Linked DNA regions of Mus musculus: region 1 is linked to region 2. A link is a contact called in ENCODE Hi-C or POLR2A ChIA-PET data. All regions are on one chromosome and are shown on one strand. The core of a region is the stretch at or near the end of the contact, and the rest is flanking DNA. Distances in the headings are between cores, read along the strand shown.

Region 1 (2,700 bases), core at 43-2,542, 54 kb after region 2:
ATCAACTTGCCCTCTGACTTCAATCTTTAATTAAAGTTTTTTTTGGAAGGAATGTAGAAAAAAAGGCTAATAGTTGACGTGTCCAGTAACTGAAGATAGACTGAACACAGCAATGAAAAGGTCAGATTAATGCCAGGCCTCCTCATTATTATCATTTTTGTGTCTCTGTCTAAATGTACAGCAGAATGGCCTGATGGGTTTAAAACTGAACATCTACGGGAGTTGAAGACAGAGTACCAAGAACCAACGCATCGATAAGTAGCCTAAATTAGCCAAAGAAATGAGGCTAGTTCTTAATGTCCAGTTCCGACAGAAGGTGCCTAGTACCACTCCGAGCTTAGCTACTGTAAGACGGGTGAGACACTAACCTTGGCTCGTAGTCTAGCTACTGAAAGGCCCTCACTTTCATCAGACTCTAATCAGTGCTGTGCTCTGGAGGGAGCCTGTGTTAGGGCCTGAGAGAAGTATACAATCTAGGCATGAAGAACAGGGGACAAAGCTTTCCCAAAAAATTCTGGAGTGAGGAGCCAAGCTGCTGCCAGGCCTTCTCTATGACTGCAAGGGCTTGAATACAGTGAGACCAGGACAAACGCTGCCTCCTTCTGGGTCTGAATACAGACTGGCAAGAAAGTAGGACAGGCTTCCTTGTAAGACCCGAAGTCTTCAGGCTGGATCGGCCTCCAGAGCTCAAAGCCTCCCGGGGTCCCCCTAGTTCCCATCAAGCCTCGCGCAGGGCCCCGAGGGTGTCAGCCCTCCAAGTTCAGGAAAGGCATGGTTTTCCTTCCCGCCTCTCCCTTAAGGCGCAGCGGCCAACCCTGCACCGAGTCTTGGAAAGTCTGGAAACGCTCCCACCTTCACTTTAATTAGCATCTTCTTCCCAGGTTGGGGTTGCAGGCGGCTAGAGTGCTGCTTCTCCCGCTGTGGTCGCTGCTGCCGCTGCCGCTTCCCAGCACTCCACGGCAAGGAACACTTCTGCTTCCGGGTCACTCTCTGGACCCACCCTCTCCTCTTTCCACCGGGTTCCCGAAACGCTCAGGAGTGCCCTCGTGTTCTGTGTCAGTGGGGTTGTAAAGAGAAAGGCAAGTCGGCTAGGAACAGCCAGACGGCGCCCTGAGACCCCGCGCGTGGCCACCGAACTGGTGTTAGCGGCGAGCTGGAACGGAACAAACTACTTGTCCCATCATGCCTGGAGGCAGCTCTGTCCTTTGCATCCTAGGAGTTGTAGTTCTTCTGCCGCTCGCACTCAACGGCAGCTTGAGTGTGTGGACTCTGTTACCCAGAAGGCCTTGCACAGCGCCCGAAGCTAGAATTCCTTGGGTAGTCGAGTTTGCAATTAGCGGAACTCGTTCGAGTGGCCCTGAAGGCTCATCGAGGCTGCACGCGGCTAGTTGCTAAGCAAAAGAATCTTTGGTCAACTGCCACCTGAGTCAAAGCAACAGGAAGTGAGTACCGCTATGCCGGAAGCTGGTTAAAATCTCTTTTCTCATCCCTAAGTTAGCTTCTTACTCTAAGTTGCCCTTTGCAGGGGCGAAAAAAGGGAGAGTAACTAGGTAAGGAAGCACCTTCAGGAACCATAATCTCTTCCCAATTCTCCCTAAAAATCATACCTGGGATTGAAGCATTAGGATAATCCAGACACTGGATGGTCCCAGGGAGACTTGAAGAACCACACCCTGATCTGACTTTACACAGTTTAAGCGTGAGAGGCGAACTTTGTTACTTCCCAGTCTTACAGCCTCATTTTTTTTTAAATCTAACTCCAGCTTTGCATCATGCCTCATATTGATAATGATGTGAAACTTGACTTCAAGGATGTCCTGTTGAGGCCCAAACGCAGCACTCTTAAGTCTCGAAGTGAGGTGAGCCAGTTGTCTTCCTTGGTTTTTATTTATTTATTTATTTTTACCTCAAGCTTCTAATGGACCAGGTCCAAGAAAGCTGTCAGGTTCGAGAACGATACATATTTTCTGAATGAATGAAATCTTAATGTCCTCTTAATGTCTGCAGGTAGAGCTCACAAGATCATTTTCGTTCCGGAACTCAAAGCAGATGTACAGTGGCATCCCTGTCATTGCTGCCAATATGGATACCGTGGGCACTTTTGAAATGGCTAGGGTTCTCTGTAAGGTGAGATTAACCTTATGCCCCCTACCAGATCTTCTCCCAGCTAGCGGCTACAGAGGAATTGCATCTGTATTCCCAGTCTCTGGCAATTAACAGAATGTTGTGTTTACTATTTTTTTTTCCATTACTAAGAACCATTTGATCAGTTCAAAGATCTGTCTGAACTAGTGAGATTCAAATTTAGATCTGTTTCATCTTTTTTATTATAATCTCCCATAAATTATATACTTTACCAAATTCTTCCAGTGCCCACCCAGGTCAACCCAAGCACATGCATTTCTTCAGTCAGTCATTGTTTGAACATTAAGCAGTCACTGTTTAGTCCAGAAATTAAATACTGTTTTGAGTATTTAAAAATTTTCAACCTGGGATATTACAGAAAAAAGGAGTTTATTAGTTTTCTTGTATGCCTACTATTATTTTAATTTTTCACTTCTTTAAGGTTCTTTTAGGTTCCTGGGAGTTTCTGAGATCTATCCCAAATGGAAGTTTTGTTCTTAAATACAGATTGTTCCCTTTGAAAATGGAAGACACTGCTCCTGACAGTAATATCACTTGCCTCTATGCATGTAGTTG
Region 2 (2,700 bases), core at 160-2,659:
CCTGAAACTCACTGTGTAGACCATCATGGCCTCAGACTCACAGGATTCGTGGGACTCTGGCTTCAGAGTGCTTGGATCAAAGGCTGGTTTTTGTTGTTGTCGTTTCCCTTTCTTGCAGTACTGAGCTGAGCTCAGGGCCTTGTGTGTGTATGTGTGTACATATGTATATATGTGAATATGCATATGTGTATATATGTATATACACATATATGCCAGTCAGGCTTTCTACGACTGAGCTACATTTCCACATCTCCAGCCCAGTTTTTACTTTTTACTTTTTACTTTTTTTTTTTTTTTTTTTTTGAGACAGGATTTCATTATCTCTCCCTAACTGGTCTGTAGACCAGGCCAGTCTCAAACTCTTAAGAGATCCTCCTGTTGCTGAGATAAAAGTATTATGCCCAGCTCATGAGACCCCTGCTTCCCCAAGAGACCACCAGGGCCCCCAATTCTGATGCAAATACTTGTGAGAGTCTTTATTCAAGCTCGAGCTTGGGCTACAAACCTTCCTGATGGAACAGGAAGGAGAGTGACCCCAGCTCTAGGTGAAGGGGTTTATAAAGGAAAAAAACCTGCAAGCAGGGGTTTCTTAGCCCTGGCATTACATGAAAGGGTAAAGGAATGTTGGCCTCTCAATGCTGGGGGGCATATCGCTTCAAGGACAGCAGGCAGTAGCTTTTTCCAAGTACAGCAGCTTATAGTAGAGTTTATTCTGCTACCTCAGTCCCTTCAAGAGGTGTGCACACCACTCTTGGCCTGTTTTGTTTTTTGCTTAGAGCTAGTGTTCAAATTGTCTAGGCTGGCTTTGAACCTGCCTCCCTTCCAAGTAGCAGCTGAGATTATAGGAGTTTGTAGTTACAGCTCCCTTGGCTGTTTTCTTTCTTGTTGAATAAAAGGCCACCTCACACAGTTTCTTGCACTTAGCACAGCACAGACCCTTACTGGGCACAAAATCGGGTTGGTGAAATTTAGGAGTAAGGACAGGTCCTATGCTCAGGCAAGGTACCTTCTCTTACATCTCTGTATCATAAACAGCACCAAGGCATCTGCCCTTCACATGACCCCGGCTCCTAAAAGATACTTTGTCAGCTGTCGCCAGGGAGAGAGACTGGATTTTCTCTCCGTTTATTGGTCAGCTTTGCACCTTGGCGAAGTCCTTGTTACTACCCGAGAACGAGAGGCCATTGGCCAGAACACCTCACAATGCCTTGGTAGCGCTCAGAATTCTCGTGATTGGCTGGCGACTATTCTCCAAGAGCCTATGGCCTGGAACTGAGTTCTGCTGCCTGGCTCCAGGAGTCTTTGAGTTTCTTCTGGCGCGGCTTCTCATTGGCTGTCGGTGGTACAAAGCCTTGGAGAGTGTGCACCTGATCCCGCTGGAGGGCGACAGGACCTAGAGCAAGGTCCAGAAGCTCAACGACGACGACTACGGCGGCGGCGGCGGTGGTGGTGGTGGTGGTGGTGGTGGTGGCGGGCAGCAGAGTCGAAGAAGGCCTCTTGACCAGAAGAGGACTCAGTCTTCTTTGAAGATCTGTTCTGTGTCTCTGCCCGGGTTTTTCTTGGAGCTCCGCATCTCTGCCTGGACAGAATCCTGATGGTATGGTGCGCGTTGTGCAGACCTTTTTAGGAATGGCCAAAGGAGGGATGCTTAGCTCCTGTGTCTTTGGTTACCTCCTAATTCAGTTGTATAGTCAGTCGTTTTACTAATTGGGCTTTTTGCATCCATATCTACCACACCCCCGTCCAAATTCCTACTCTTCAATGGTGCTGGAAATCTCGTATTCTCAAGAATTCGGATTGAGATCCAAACGGGATTGGTGCAGGGAAGGTGAACCCAGGAGCAAAGATGTTCTACTATCCTAACGTGCTTCAGCGCCACACAGGCTGCTTCGCCACCATCTGGTGAGCACAGGGCTGATGGCTATGCCAGGAGCCAGGTAGTGGGATCTCCCCTTGACAAGCCGTTCCTGCCCCCACCCCTCCAGGCTGGCAGCAACCCGAGGCAGCCGTTTGGTGAAGCGTGAATACCTAAATGTGAATGTGGTAAAGACCTGGTAAGATCCAGAAAAGAGGGAGGAATCGCTGGTGTGGGGCTTCTGGTTTTTGGGTGTTGCATTGATCAGGGCTTCTTGTTCTCCCAGCGAGGAAATCCTCAATTATGTGCTGGTAAGAGTGCAACCTCCGGTGGCCGGGCTGCCCCGCCCCCGCTTCTCCCTCTATCTCTCCGCCCAGCTTCAGATTGGTGTGATAAGGGTCTACTTTCAACAGTGCCAGTACCTTGTGGGTAAGGCTAGAGACTCCAGAGGTGGGCTAGAGCTGAAGGAGCCATGACTAGGTTGTTTATTTTACCGTTTTCACCCACAGAAGACATCCAGCATATCCTGGAGCACCTACATCGTGCCCAGCTGCGGATTCGCATTGATATGGAGGAGGCTGACCTGTGAGGCCCTGGGACTGAAACCATCCATACCAAGCTGCTTGGCCTCGTGCATTGTGTGTGTGTGTGTGTGTGTGTGTGTGTGTGTGTGTGTGTGTGTGTGAGAGAGAGAGAGAGAGAGAGAGAGAGAGAGAGAGAGAGAGAGAGAGGAGAGAGAGAGAGAGAGAGAGAGAGTAGGGGTAGAGGATCGGGAAGGGGGTAGGGAGAGAGGGCACTGTATGCATGTGGAGGTCAGAGAACAGCCAATAAAGTGGGCTCTCTTC

The links. Hi-C counts contacts between places; a loop is a spot of excess contacts on that map. ChIA-PET counts read pairs that join two places held with the same protein, here RNA polymerase II (POLR2A).
Region 1: POLR2A ChIA-PET joins it to region 2 with 12 read pairs in embryonic stem cell. The contact joins the promoter of Gmpr2 here to the promoter of Rec8 in region 2. A Hi-C loop is called at or near these places in 1 of 37 maps with a recorded cell type or tissue (T-helper 2 cell). POLR2A ChIA-PET finds 5 or more read pairs at or near these places in 4 of 5 experiments (Patski and embryonic stem cell).

What each region holds. Positions count from the first base shown.
Region 1 is chr14:55,670,943-55,673,642 of GRCm38, forward strand. Gmpr2 (guanosine monophosphate reductase 2) reads left to right here and starts at 1,293. Exons shown (of 10, transcript NM_177992.2): 1 at 1,293-1,442; 2 at 1,764-1,859; 3 at 2,008-2,127. The coding sequence starts at 1,773. Nedd8 (neural precursor cell expressed, developmentally down-regulated gene 8) reads right to left here and starts at 938. Exons shown (of 4, transcript NM_008683.4): 1 at 853-938. The coding sequence starts at 870.
Region 2 is chr14:55,616,757-55,619,456 of GRCm38, forward strand. Rec8 (REC8 meiotic recombination protein) reads left to right here and starts at 1,410. Exons shown (of 20, transcript NM_020002.3): 1 at 1,410-1,597; 2 at 1,790-1,902; 3 at 1,986-2,054; 4 at 2,142-2,284; 5 at 2,365-2,440. The coding sequence starts at 1,847.